Regions from separate parts of the Homo sapiens genome. Here region 2 is linked to region 1. A link is an interaction called in ENCODE POLR2A ChIA-PET data of the cell type or tissue named here. Cell type or tissue: B cell. All regions are shown on one strand. Links, peaks and the distances in the headings refer to the core of each region. The heading gives the core; the rest is flanking DNA.

What was found. ChIA-PET counts read pairs that join two places held together with the same protein. Peaks named below come from ENCODE experiments on the same cell type or tissue, not always from the same donor. Only the 100,000 strongest peaks of a DNase experiment are listed, where the experiment ranks them.
Region 2: POLR2A ChIA-PET joins it to region 1 with 5 read pairs; 2 of 35 experiments call an interaction of 5 or more read pairs at or near these places.

Annotation. Positions count from the first base shown.
Region 1 is chr3:71,077,192-71,084,927 of GRCh38, forward strand. The region is part of intron 7 of FOXP1 (forkhead box P1); the gene reads right to left. LOC124906247 (a long non-coding RNA gene) reads left to right here. Exons shown (of 2, transcript XR_007095956.1): 2 at 1-7,736. Among named protein-coding and RNA genes, the nearest start is that of FOXP1-AS1, 210 kb to the right of the region's middle. RefSeq lists an enhancer at 1,843-2,425. In B cell, for the core only: no CTCF peak of the experiment used is centred there; no DNase peak of the experiment used is centred there; H3K27ac peaks cover 3,864 bases.
Region 2 is chr3:71,272,921-71,280,656 of GRCh38, forward strand. The region is part of intron 5 of FOXP1 (forkhead box P1); the gene reads right to left. Among named protein-coding and RNA genes, the nearest start is that of FOXP1-AS1, 13 kb to the right of the region's middle. In B cell, for the core only: no CTCF peak of the experiment used is centred there; no DNase peak of the experiment used is centred there; H3K27ac peaks cover 716 bases.

The DNA of each region.
Region 1 (7,736 bases), core at 1,033-6,032:
GGAAATAGAACTCTAACAAAAACGGCATAGTCAAGGCTACCACTGACCTTTCACATGTCACTCCCATTCTGCAGCAAGGTGTCAATCCCTGAACCCTGAGGTCTCTTTTTAGTGCACTCTCTCCTAAGGCAGCCTCGCTGTACTGAAGTGAAGGTAGCTCTTGTTAATTTTTATTTACTTGTTCCTTATGACCTAAGTGGGGAGTGGGGGAAAGACAGCTAAAGACCTGTTTATAGTACAGTGAAACCGAATGTCATGAAAAGGAGCCAAGTCTAAACAAAAAGTATTCCTCTGTTAGGCAAAATTATCCTTTTTAACAGGAACGCACATACACACGAGGAGAAGAGGTCACCAACCTAGCCATCTTCCCAACCATGGCACTAAATTTGGGGTGTTCCCACTTCCCCGACTTCCTACAGCATTCACTCTCTGTGCTAGTCACTTCATCATTCCATTACATATTGAACTAGCTCATCAAATGCCGTTGTACATAACCCTGTACATACCACTCGTCAACAAAGATTTCATGAATTTATAAACAAATGAATAAACCAACGAATGAATGTTTTCTATTTTCTCTTCTTTGCCTTACTCCCCTCTCACTTCCTCCCCTCCTAAGAAGCATTTATGTTTCCTGTGCATATATTTTTTTTTTTTTGAGATGGAGTTTCACTCTTGTTGCCCAGGCTGGAGTGCAATGGCGTGATCTCGGCTCACCGCAACCTCCACCTCCCGGGTTCAAGCAATTCTCCTGTTTCAGCCTCCCGAGTAACTGCGATTATAGGCACGCGCCATCACGCTTGGCTAATTTTGTATTTTTAGTAGAGACAGGGTTTCTCCATGTCTGTCAGGCTGCTCTCGAACTCCTGACCTCAGGTGATCCGCCTCCCTTGGCCTCCCAAAGTGCTGGGATTACAGGCATGAACCACCCCGCCCGGCCTCCTCTGTATATTTTCTCTAAACTGTAAGCTCTGAGAGATGAATTGTGTGCTCTTTCTTCTTTCTCCACCTGTGGTGCGTTTCACATAGTGTTAAGGAAAAAGTAACTAAGTCCTTGCTAAATAATAGCATCTCTATAGGTAAGATGAATATTCAGTGAGAAGCATCCCTATATTGCCATGTTTAGGGACTAAAATCTTTTGATGACAATTTTATGACTGAGTGACCTCATCACGTGCAAAAAGTGCATTTGTACACAGCAATCAATGATTAGACTCTTCGAAAATTAAAAAACAAAACAAAGCTGGGTACAAACCATGATTCAGAGATTACACAAATAATAAATGTCATTTTATGGCTGTGAGTAAACTTGAATGACTTACCCTAATAAAACTGTACCTACTAAAGGTAGACAGCTACTCCAGGGTTTTAAAAAATCATCTGTTTTTCATTTCTCTTGCTAAATTTTGTTAAATGAAAAGAATCCTTCTGAATGGACATAAGACTGGAAGGGCACGAAAAGCAGTTTTTCTAAACTGCTACCAATACCAGCACATCCTGCAACTAGATAACGTTGCCCAAGGAGCTTCCACTTCATTTTGTTTTGCCTCCAAAGGCTCTTCACTGATGCAGCTAAAAAAGAGGAGGACGAGGAAAGACCCACAGGAAGACTGCAGCCCAGACTTCATTGGAGCCACTAGTCATAAATAGTGGCAACTTTAACCCTTCTCCTTGGAAGCACAAGAGCTAGTGTGACCTTTGCTTCTCTTTCGTTACCTGGATTCTGGGAACTGCAGACTTAAGAACCAAGTTCATCCCACCAGTGGATGCTATGGAACTCCTGCACTATAACAACTCCCCCACTTCCTACCACGCCCACTCACGGTTTGGTTTTGCCCCTTCCTGCTAAAGTCCTAAATAGGTTCTGGTTTTGTTTAAAGCATGTAGCCAGTATTTGGTAAGTGACAGGCAAGGCCACCCACTCTGTCTTGCCCCTGCGCCCCTCCAAATAGAGTGCGCAGAAATGAGCATGGTGGGACAGGTGTCTGCCCCTCTAGTCCAGAGGAGGACAGCAGCCCAACTCCTCATTATTCTATTAATACAGTCTGAATTCTTTGCCCCTGCCCCCCACCTAGGTCTCAACTGGCTCCTACTGGTGTTACAATCATTCCTCACTAATTGTCACATGAACTGCTGTTAAGTTAGAGCTCTTCACTCTACACTAGTACCATGGTATGGGCTTTGCATTCATGCCCATTAACGATCTTTTTTTCATTTTGATTGAGAACTTCAGCCTGCTGAGACTTTGTTCTAAAAAAATCTTCATTCTTCATCTCAGCATATTAACTCTTCCCCATCCTCCCTCGACACAGACAATTTCTATTATCTCTAAATTTCTTGGATCATATTCATCTGAGAGATATTGTGATCAGTTTTCTAAATGTGTGCACTCCAATGTTTCACAACATCTAAACTGGGGTGCTATTGTTACTATTTGACAATTAAGAAGACCTGTTCACGTCAGGGCTTATTCTCATGTATCACCCACTCCAGGTGTCGGGTTATTCCCACTTATTACCTGTACCAAGAGAGGTCCGGCCCTGCCTCCTCCTGCCACCTTCACTCAGCACCCAGCACAGTGCCTGGCTCTCAGCAGAGGCTTCATTGACAAAGGTTTTTGAATGCATAGATGAGCGAGCTTACTTAATCTTTATCATAATCCTATGAAGATTCTGTTTTCAGTCTACATTTTATAGATGAGAAAACTGAGGTCTAGAAACTTAAATAACTCACTCAGAGTTAGGCACCTGTTACACAGAACCAGCATTTAAAAATAATGCCTAGAAAGTATAAACAACATGCACAAGACACGCCAATTGCTCATTTCAGAGCAGGACCCCCAAATCAGGTCTTGTGCTTCTCTTTCTTGTGAATCACTAGTATGGACCATACCTCTCCAATCACCTCTCCTACCAGCTTTCTGTTTCTCTTTTCTGCAGAAACAGACGTAGCTAAAGAAATTTCCAAATTAAAACCTGGCAATGGTTTCTATATTCTTGTTTCCTAAACCTATAAATCAAAAGTGTCTAAACAGGTCATAAATGTTCCTCAGCAATATAATGGGAAAAGTTCTGATTTATAGTGCCGGTGGAATAATTTTAAATAATTACATAAGAGTTTTGAAAAAATGCAATTAACACCTTTAGAAGTTTTTTGAGATGAAAATGAATCTCTGGAGATGACTGTTCCCATACATAAAGATAGCCAGTTAAAAAATAAAAATAAAGCTACAAGATGCAACTGTGTCTGAAAGATCCTATGGAGACAGAGAATAGGAGCTACTATTTACAATGGGAATTCACTAGCGTGACCACATCAATAAATGTTTAACTTTGTCGCATTATTACACGATAACAACACAATCATCAAATGTACTATTGAACATTGCAATTAAATCACCAAATAAACATCTTATTTCTATTCAGCCCCAGCTGATGGCTTTCTGCCTCTGTACTGCTTTGACACATCCTACCACACTGTCCTTTGGAACACTTCAAATCCACCTACCTGCTCTTGCAAATCTGGCCAATGTTCTTCCCTTCCTCTTTCTCTTCATTTGTGATTCATCTCCTTCAGAATCCAGCCTTCTACAGATGAAGTCACTCCAAGCAACCATCCTTAACCCTAATTTCCCTGGGTATCAAAGAAAGTCTTACCATCTCTGAATTTCCTTCTTCTGGCTTAGCAAGCAGTAGTAGTTATGATTTGACTCAATGAACCCATTTCTCAAGCGCACTTAAGGTACTAACCTTTCCCTTTTGTCTCTCACTGGGTGATCTTCACTTTGGCCCATTCTACCAGCACTTTGTCTGAAACCTTTACCTCCACAGGATTTGCAACTCTGAAAGTGGCAGAAGGAGGCAACCTCCGACTAAACTAATTTTTAAAGTATATACTGCTTAACGCTAAGTGTTCTGCATTTGTGTCCAGGTTTACCTTGGATACGACACTAAACAATAATGAAGCAGAACTTGACTTTCCTCAGGGCTCCTTCAGATCCCGTGGCAATCTGAAAAGTGTTCTAACACTCCATAATTCAAAACTGAAATGGCCCAAGGTATCTCCCCAGTTCTTTCCAGCACCTGTACTCAGCTCAGTAATTACACAAAGAGAACCCTCAGCCATTATCCTGGTCATCCGAATTAAGAAAAAGACACAGAATCATAGAAACTCTGATCTGGAATAGATTTAGCGATCATCTTAATCCCACCCCCTCACTCCAGATAAGGAAACTGATGCCACGGAGGGAAACATGAAGAGCCAAAGGTCATACCTCTAAATAGTTACAGGCAGAACCGAGACCAGAACCTAAAACCTGCGACTCCTTATTAAGCATTCTTTCCATTGCTTCACGCCACCAGACAAGGAAGATACATGAGGAACCACAAAACTAAAATAATCAGCCTCCAACACTTAGAACTGCTTTGGTTGGGGGATACATAGGGAGAAAACAGTCTTTCTGTATTTGTTGGAAGGAGCAGTGCTTTTTATTTCCACTACAAATTATGAATGAAAAATACAACTAAGTATTACTCACCAAAGGCACAAGACAAGATTTAAGTCATCTTCCATGGTCACTCACATTTCACTTGTCTACTATGTAGCTAGATTTTGTCATTAACCCAGGGCTGAATTGTCCAACAGTGTACACAGTAGTCACAAATGGCTATCTAAATTTAAATGAATTACACTTAAATAAAATAATTTAGTTCCTCTAACATATTATCCACATTTGAAGTGCACAATAGCCAATGTGGCTAGTAACTACCATGCTGCAAAGTGCAGACATAGAATAGACGGTGCTGCGCTGGGCGCGGTGGCTCACGCCTGTAATCCCAGCACTTTGAGAAGCTGAGGTGGGCAGATCACTTGAGGTCAGGAGTTTGAGACCAGCCTGACCAACATGGTGAAACCTCATCTCTACTAAAAATACAAAAATGAGCTGGGCGTGGTGGCGCACGCCTGTAATCCCAGCTACTCAGGAGGCTGAGGCAAGAGAATTGCTTGAACTTGGGAGGCAGAGGTTGCAGTGAGCCGAGATTGCACCACCGCACTCCAGCCTGGGTGACACAGTGAGACTCTGTTTAAAAAAAAGAAAAAAAAAAAAAAAAGAATAGACGGTGCTGATGTCTAGAACATACTAGTCTGTGAAATGGGCATCATATGAAAGCCACCACATAAATTATAAGTTTGTAAACAACACACGTTCTCACTCGTAAGTGGGAGCTGAACAACATGAACACATGGACACAGGGAGGGGAACATCACACACCGGGGCCTGTCAGGGGGTGGGGGGTAGGGGAGGGATAACATTAGGAGAAATACCTAATGTAGATGACGGGTTGATGGGCGCAGCAAACCACCAGGGCACATGTATACCTATGTAACAAACCTGCACGTTCTGCACATGTAACCCAGAACTTAAAGTATAATAAAATAAAAAAAAAAGAAAACAACAACAACAAAAAAAAAACAGACAAAAATTGTAAGTTTATTATATAAACTTTTTACAGTAACAAGGGACTGCAGAAATATTCTAGAGCAACTTTTTCTGGTTTCTAATGAAGGAACTGAGTCCTAAAACATTTATTTATACTGCGCTCCCAATCCAGGTTTGGGATTAAACGTCGAATTGTCCAAATCTAGGAAGTGATTTTTCCGCTAACCAGCTGACTGGCTAAACAATATGGCTAGCAATATGATATGGCTCACCTCTTTAAGATAAGGAGCAAAATGTCTATATAGCACTTACTCCTCCATCTTCTAAAAGGAACCTGAGTGGCAACAAGTTACTCCTTATCTATTCTGGATCTACGTGGTTTTAAGGGAGCCAACATCATCCGGGGGATGCAGGGGTGGATATAATGCTAGGTCCCACTGATATAGTTTGAATATATGTCCCCACCAAATCTTGTGTTGAACTGTAATCCCCAGTGTCGGAGGTGGGGCCTGGTGGGAGGTATTTGGGTCACAGGGGCAGATCCCTCATGTCTTGGTGCTGTCCTCGTGACAGTGAGTTCCCCTGAGATCTGGTTAAGTGTGTGCCCCCTCACCCCCAAATCTCTCTCTCACTCCTGCTCTTGCCATGTGACATGCTGGCTCCCCTTCTGCCTTCCACCATGAGCAAAAGTTCCCTGAGGCCTCCCCGGAAGCTCAGCAGATGCTGGCACCATGTTAATGCAGCTTGTGGAACCATGAGCCAAATAAACCTCTTTTCTTTATAAATTACCCAGCCACAGGTATTTCTTTATAGTGACACAAGAACAGCCTAACACACTTACCAATCAGCACATCTCCTCCCTTCTCCACAGTGACTGGTTCATGTATAGATAAGTGACCCAAGTCACTCAATTGATTCAAGGGATTTCGCTGGAATTACTGAGCAAGAGATACTCTCTTTCTGAGGGGTTGCTAAGCTGTAAGTATGTGAAGCAGGGACTCTCAGAAGCCCTCTGGCCTCAGCAAGGGAAAAACTTGACAAAGAACGGAGCCAATAGGAAAGAAACAGAACAGAACAGAACAATTGGAACAGACCCTTCCTGATGACGTTACCTGAGTGCCTGGTTCCAGCTGGGTCTGAGGCCAGGCTAACCCTTGAACTTTTAAGCTCTGTGAGCGTACACACTCTCTCACCCCAACCCCTCATCACTTGCCAGTCTGAGCTGGGTTTTGACATTTGCATGGGAAAAAGTCTTGACTAATACAGGTACCTCCTTCCACAAGAAGATTAGGAAGTGGTCATAGTGTAACACTTCCAAACAACCTAGAAAAGCACTGCCTGAGGGAAACCCCAAATTACAAGGCACACCATTGCAGTTGCAAATCTTGGTTCATCTGATGCCATTCTGGGAGGGATTCCCCAAGTCAACCCCAACTGTACACGGCCTGTCCCAGCCATGCACCATTCACCAGGTTTCAGTTCACCACCTGTGCATTTTTCTTTCGATCACCCCAATTCACAAATTTCTTTCAAGGGTATGCCTGCAACATCACTTTGAAATTCAGTAAAGTATCTTCTATTCACCAAGCCCTGGGAATTTCTTCAAGACATTTTCACCCTCTAAAAAAAATAAAGAAATCCCCTCAAAGTCTTATGATGACCATACTATTAAGAGTTCTCAGTCCAGTGGGTTTTCACTCAAAATTCTTTCAGTGTGTGTGGTTTTTTTTTTTCCCCCAAAAACAAACTCTACAATGATTCACTGATTCCTCACCCATGGGTTTGTTTCTCATTTTTCCTGAATCTGATAGTTTATTTTTTGTTCTTGATCCACTCTGCCAAATTATGATAATCTCACTTTCATAGAGTCTGGTAATAAATGATTTAAAGGAATTCATTAGCAACTATTTTATTGTAATACATACATTCTGGAGAAATACACATTTTTCTTCATGGTGGCCTCTTTCAAGCTATCTGACTGAAATCACTTACTGAGACCAGGCATGTTAAAATATAGAATAGATTTTTCATGAATAACCTGCCCTTGCATAGTTAACACTATTTTTCAAAGTCTTTGCTTTCTCCTAAATAAAATGATTTTTTAAAATAAATCATTGTTGGCCAGGCGCAGTGGCTCATGCCTGTAATCCCAGAACTTTGGGAGGCTGAGGTGGGGGAATCGCTGGAGCCCAGGAGTTCGAGGCCAGCCTGTGCAACACAGCAAGACCCCGTCTCTACTAAAAACACAAAAATTACCTGGGTGTGGTGTTGGGTACCTGTTAATCCCAGTTACCAG
Region 2 (7,736 bases), core at 1,512-6,511, 200 kb after region 1:
CTTCCATGGTTTGGAAGGTGCAGCATCTGGAGAAGGGAAATTGCTCTCTCCCTCCCCCAGTAGAGCCTCCTAACTTCTCACTATACATGAATTAGGACTAAGGGGAGGCCTCACACTCGTGTGTGCGCATCCATCTGGCTCCCTCTCTGCTGTTCAATCCCCTCTCTTGTACAACGAGCAGAGGCAGTAAGGTGCACATCCTTCTTCCTTCTGGTCCTTGTGCGTCCCATGGGGTCCACTTAAGAGTGACCAGATTCAGGTTTGTGTGAGGAATCAGTTCTGTGTGAATTCAAGTTCAATTTCCAAGAAATACTGGCAATGAGGCACTGGGAAGGAACAAGTCTAACTAACAATCAAATGATAATTTGCATCCGGCCCTGTCCTCCTTCAAACATGTCTGGCTTATGTGAAGCAGTGTCATCTGATGCTTACACCACTGTAACCGAATTGGACTCCCACCTCCAATACATGCTCAGGCCCTCACCCTTCCTCCTTGCTACCACAACCCTAACTCAACTGCTTCCTTCTCTCCTCTAATCCCCTTGCCTTGGCAGGTTCAAGACTCCAGTGTTGTGTTTTCTAGCACAAAAGTTGGCTGGTATTTTCAAACATGCCCATCCCCCTTCAGTCTTCCTTGAATGCAGTCCTACGCCGCCTCCATTATTTCAGTATCCGAGAACAAAGTTTCTGATGACAAAGTCTGTCCTTGGAACACAACCCTTTGCTAATGGGGGGATGACTGCTTGATAATAGGGCACTAACTGTGCAGCCCAGACAATGAGCAAAAAAAGAAACTGGGGGGAGGGAGAGAAATAAATAACAATACAAAGTAATAAATGACTTCATGCCAAATGCATGGTGAAGGAATCAAATGCTCTACTATTCTGAGCACTGAGTGATTTCCTTGAAAGGTCTGGTCGTGGATGGTGGCTACAAAATGAGAAGAGGGCAGTGCAAAGGCCATTGTGAGGCTAGATAAATACAACTTAATGATAATTCAAATTGTCTGCTCATGCTCTTCTCAGACTGGAATGGCTTCACCCAATCCTCTAACATGTCTACTGAAGAAGTCCTACTCCTCCCAGGAGCCTTCACTGCAGGGTAGCCTCCCTCAGGAGTCTTCCACTAATTTTCCCAAGTAGAAATGAAGGAGCCCTCCCTTCCAATTCCTTGGGTCGAATATTTCACATCAAAAAGGACTTCCATACTAGCACCAGTGCCTTGTCTACCATGCTGTGAGTTTCCTGAGATCTGCAGACATGTTTTATTCATCTTAGTGTTCCCAGGCCTATAGGAGCTCAGGGATTTATCCATTTTAACTATGTTGCAAACAGGAAACAGAAGATACAGATAAATGAAAGGCAACCCTCAAGATTGGCCACCTTAACTAAGGACATTAAGAAGAAATATGGTCCTTAGAAGCACATGACCCAAGGCTACCCCTGAAGAGTCAGGACAAGAGGCTCAGACCTTCTCTGCACCCCTTGGAGCAGCAAGGTGACAAGGATGGAGTTGCTGGAGCTCGTCACCACCAGGAAAGGGGTCCTATTAGAAATGGGGTAAATTCAGAAGAGAGCAGAGGGGAGAAATGCAAAGATGGGGTTGTCTAGCCAGGGCTACACCTGACCTATTCAGTTATATTATCAAATAAAGTCTCTTTTTGCTTGAGCCAGTGTGGGCTAAGTCTTATATGGCATGCAACTAAAAAAGTATTTTCGATAACACAGTGATCCACGGAGGTGGAGATAATAATTTAGCATTACAGGAGACAAGCCATACGGAATCGAAAGTCAGGAGTCAGAAGCTGGAAGTAAAGGCTGGGTAGATCTGGGCAAAATCAACAGTTTCTTATCACTGGGTTTCTAAAATCAATCAGCAATCTTACTGATTTTCACTGTTGTTAAAAGCAAGGATTTAAAAGAGAGATTATCAAAATTCAGTATCTGATCAATTGTAGCAGGGCTTGTTGCCCCTTTAGGTAGTAACACTTTGCTCTTTGCCATTCTAGAGCTACGTTTAAATGCATATTATACTCATATACACATAATTAAACAGCACCAAAGAGGTAAGCAAGAATAAATTCCACAGCCCCTGGCAACTACCAGTTTCCCTTCCCAAAGGCATCCATTGTTGCCAGTTTCTTGTCTCTCTATTCCAAAAATATTCTGTACACAATACAATCACATAAGTATTTTGTATGTATATTTCTTTTTCTCCCACTTCATCCAAATACTATTCTATTTACCCACTTGGTCACTTAATATATATTGGAGATATTTCTGTACCAGTACCTACAGGTGTACGTTCTTTTTTAACAGCTCTGTAGTGATGTCCCTGGGTGTCCCTCATCCTGGGGATGGACCATAATTTAGCAATTCCCTCCTGACAGACATTTATGGAATTTATTTGCTATTGCCCCCACAGATAATGTTACAAGTTATAACCATGAACACAGGCCTTTTATCACCTGGGTGGGTATAAGTCCCTAGAAGTAACAGTCGCTTTTCCTTACTGCATTTGTGATCTAACAGAGTCAACAACCCTAAGAGCTGGAAGAATTAATCCCCATTCCCACCTCATGCACCCTACACCTGGGCTTCCCTTTTACTTTTCTTAATTTGTTTTGTTTTGGCAGTTTTCTGATAGGTTCAGACAAGCAGGTGTCTTTGATGGACGCTGAGAACAAAACATACCGAGGCACAATTCTACTGCAGAATGCAAACAACCTTGTAAAATATTCCCCCACCACCTTTTTTAAAGGCCTGGAAGAAAATCATTTGAACCTATACTTAGTGGTGTATGTGAGGCTTCTGGGCATGCGCCGTATTATTAGAGTTACACAATGTAGTAATCACATGCCCGTGTCCCTGGAGGTTACGGGAGTGGTTCCCCATCCTCTCATGCTTATCCCTTCTTCGTTTTTTTGTTTTGTTTTGTTTTGTTGTGTTTCCCCGTCCTTTCCTACCTTTAACATATCCTGCAGCATTCTTTTAGCCTGTTTTCCTCCAGTCTAATTATTCTTCAATTTTAAATAATGTAATAACTTTGACATTTTCATTTATAGTTAAGCCACGCTAATTTGCACAAATGACGGGTAGACACAGCACAAATTAACAAGCCTGAAAAAAATCAGCAAACACCCAAAAAGCCAATGATTAAAAAGAAATCAGGTTTCTGCATTATGAAATGCACATTTATTTTTCCAAGCAATTTCTGCAGACTTGTGAGAAAGTATGGAGTAGTGACACTTGGCTGCTTTCTCATGTTCTCCCTTTTCTAAGCTATAGGGTTACTTTCTCTGCATGGTCTTCAGTAATGATGTTTTCTGGACGAAGAATCAGGACTTAGAAGCCTAAGTCGTTCTGAGTACAAGGTTCAAAAGGTAGTCTGTGAGCTCAGTTTTGGTCCTATAATATAGGAATTTCTGGCATTTCTGGTTACAAGAGAGAAAAAAAATGGAAACGGTTCTTCCCTGAAAAATCTAGGATGTGTCTAATCCAGTTTCATTATCTTCCAACTCCACATTAGGGCTCTCTCAACACGCTACTCACTCAGCCAATATCTCCATCAGACATGGTCACATCAGAAATCTAGGTGGCATCATTAACCATTCCCTCACTCTCACATCCCTTACTCTATCCATCAGTGACTGCTGCCTAATTTTAACCCCTAAGTATATCCTTTTTAAAATTTTATTTTTTAATTAACAAACAATAACTGTATATATGCATGGTGATGCATAGATACAGTGTTTCAGTACACATAATGCACAGTGACCACGTAAGAGCGATGGGCACATCTGTCATCTCAAAATGAATCATTTCGGGGTGTTAGGAATGTTCAGTATCCTCCTTCTAGGTGTTTGAGACTAATTATGTATTGCTGTTAACTATACAGTCAGCCTACAGTGGTACAGAACAACAGAATTTATTCCTCCTACCTAGCTATAATGTTGTATCCTTTAACAAATCTCTCCGTTCCCCCTACACTTCCCAGGCTCTAGTATCCTCTGTTCTACTTTTTAAGTAGATCAACTTTTTTTTTTTTTTTTTTTTAGAGACGGAGTCTCACTCTGTCGCCCAGGCTGGAGTGCAGTGGTGCCATCTCGGCTCACTGCAAGCTTCCCCTCCCGGATTCACGCCATTCTCCTGCCTCAGCCTCCCGAGTAGCTAGGAATACAGGCGCCCGCCACCACGCCCAGCTAATTTTTTGTATTTTTAGTAGAGATGGGGTTTCACCATGTTAGCCAGGATCATCTCGATCTCCTGACCTCGTGATCTGCCCGACTCAGCCTTCCAAAGTGCTGGGATTACAGGCATGAGCCACCGCACCTGGCTGAACTTTTTTTTTTTTTTTTTTTAACTTCCACATATGAGTGAGAACATGCGGTGTTTAACTTTCTCTTCCTGGCTTATTTCACTTAACAATGTCCTCCAGTTCCATCTATGTTGCCACAAATGACAAGATTTCATTCTTTTTTAGTGCTGAATATTATTCCATTGCATATATACAGCACAATTTCTTTATCCATTCATGCATCGCTGGACAGTTTTAAAGACTTCCTGTTCCTTGCCTGTCCACTATCGACACCACAGTCCAAATGACAGCATGCTCTACAATAGCCTCTTGCCACATGCATCAGTCTGATGACTGCAGCCTCTAACTCCTCCCTGCATATTATATTCCAGCCATGCAGGCCTTATTTCTTTGCTTCAAGCATGCCAAGTTCACTCCCACCTGGAGGACTGGACATTAGTTGCTGCTTCGACATTGAATTGATCTTTCCCTAATCCTTACATGTCTGACTCCTTTTCATCTCAACTAAACTGTTTACCTTCATAGAGGTATTTTCCCTAGTTAAAAAAAAAAATGGTGTTGGAGTATTTATTTAATTAATTAATTAATTAAATTTTTTTAGGGTTGAGGTCTCACTCTGTTGCCTAAAGTGGGGTAAGGTGGCAGGATCACAGCTCTCTGAGGGCCCAGTTTTGTCTTCATTGGCTCACTAATATAAACTCAGCAAAGAATGCTGTGGCTGGCACGCAGGAAAAGCCCAAATATGTGATCAAAGCATGAGAAAATGAAGAGTGTGGTCACTTGGATTGCCTACTTCAAGTCCTGGCCATAACACACACAGGAAGGATGTGACCTGGGCATGCTGGGTGAATGGCTGGCCCCCTCTCTGTGCCTGCGGGAAACAGTAGCCCCTACGTAACCCAGAGAAACCAGATTTTTCTGAAGTTTCAATGAAGTTATACATAAAGGCATTAAGCAGGGCCTGACACACAGCAAACGTTCAATAATTAGCTACTGTCATCAATAGCTTTTGATATTATTCCTGTTTTTTACAGTCAGAAAAGTCTTAGATAAATTAAAAAGGAGTAAGAGAGTTGTCTTCTCTGATGTTCTCCATCTTTCCCTCCTTTATGAGCACAGAAGCACTGGACAGTAGGCTACAAAAGGTGGTCTATGGTATCTCACTGCCAAGCTGGCTTCCCAGAAGAAAACCCAGCTTGCCTCCATCCTGGTGCTTAAAACGGCCGGTCTCAGGAAAGCAGCAATTTGATTAAACAAATTTCTGACCGGGCACGGTGGCTCACACCTGTAATCCCAGCACTTTGGGATGCTGAGGCAGGCAGATCACAAGGTCAGGAGTTCAAGACCAGCCTGACAAACATGGTGAAACCCCATCTCTACTACAAACACAAACATTAGCCAGGTATGGTGGTATGCACCTGTAATCACAGCTATGCAGGAGGCTGAAGCAGGAGAATCCACTTGAACATGGGAGGCGGAGCTTGCAGTAAGCAGAGATCATGCCACTGTACTCCAGCCTGGGCGACAGAGCGAGACTCCATCTCGAAAACAAACAAACAAACAATTCCTAACAAGTAAAATACCAATTAAATAATACCCAGCCGCGCCTTCATGAATCTCTTAGAGGCCTTTAATGAGGATCTTTGTTACTCTTGATAGAAACAGGAATTGGGGCCGGGCATGGTGGCTCAGGCCTGTAATCCCAGCACTTTGGGAGGCCGAGGCGGGTGGATCACCTGAGGTCAGGAGTTCGAGACCAGCCTGGCCAACATGGCGAAACTGTGTCTTCTACTAAAAATACAAAAATTAGCTGGGTGTGGTGGCAGGCACCTGTAATCCCAGCTATTTGGGAGATAGAGTCAGGAGAATTGCTTGAAACTGGGAGGATCACGCCGTTGCACTCCAGCCTGGGTGACAAGAGTGAAACTCCATCTCAAAAAAAAAAAAAAAAAAAAAGAAAGAAATAGGAATTGATACCATTGTTCCAGAAAAGAGTTGGGGAATACATACATAAAATTTCAATATAAATCAATACATGTTTATCAAATTTAAATACACATAGCTTTTCACCCAGCATGTCCCAATCTGGTAATTTGCCCTAAATTAGTGCTTCTCAACTAGGGCAATTTTTTCCTCCATGAGACACTTGGCGATGTCTACGGATACTTTTTCCCTGTCATGCATGGGGCAGGGGTGGTGAGTGGGGAGCAGAGTTATAGGCATCTAGCAGGTACAGACCAGGGACGCTGCAAAATATCCCACAAATCACAGCACAGTCTCCCACAAGAAAAAACTAGTCAGCCCCAAACAAAAATAAGCTGATGCTGAGAAACTGTCCTTAGGAAATAGACAGGCTTGCAACTATGCATATACAAGCTTTTTGTATACAATCTCGTGTATCCAACCAAGTAGAAATGGTTAGATAAACTGCGATATATTTATACATAGCTATAAAGTAATAATAATGTTGCTATATATCAATTGTTACAGAGAGATATGGGTAACATTTTTAAATGTTTAAAAAGTAGGAAAAATGTAGCATACTCCTGGCAAGAGAAAACTGTTATGTGTCTATACCAAACTGCCCAATAAAAATAGAATGCAGGCCAGGCGCGGTGGCTCATACCTGTAATCCCAGCACTTTGCGAGGCCGAGGCAGGCGGATCACGAGGTCAGGAGATCGAGACTATCCTGGCTAACACAGTGAAACCCTGTCTCTACTAAAAATATAAAAAATTAGCCGGGCGTGGTGATGGGCGCCTGTAGTCCCAGCTACTCGGGAGGCTGAGGCAGGAGAATGGCGTGAACCCGGAAGTCAGAGGTTGCAGCGAGCTGAGACTGCACCACTGCACTCCAGCCTGCGCAACAGAGTGAGACTCTGTCTCAAACAAAAAAAAAAAAAAAAAAAAAAATAGAATGCAAGCCACAAATGTAATTTAAATTGTTCTAATGGGTACTTTTTAATAACTAAAATGAAGTGAATGAATCAATTTTAATAGTATGTTCTAATTCAATATATTTAAAACATTATCATCATTTTAACCTATAATCAACACCCAAAATTATCCGGTATTTTACAATATCTTTTTTTTTTATTTTTTGAGACAGAGTCTTGCTTTGTCCCCTAGGCTGGAGTGCAGTGGTGCGATCTCAGCTCACTGCAACCTCCGCCTCCCTGGTTCAAGCGATTCTCCTGCCTCAGCTTCTTGAATAGCTGGGATTACAGGTGCCCACCACCATGCTCGGCTAATTTTTTTTCTATTTTTAGTAGAGACAGGGTTTCACCATGTTGGACAGGCTCGTCTCAAACTCCTGACCTCAAGTGATCCACCTGCCTCGGCCTCCCAAAGTGCTGGGATTACAGGTGTGAGCCACCATGCCCAGCCTACAATATCTTTTTTTTTTGTTTTCAAAATAAT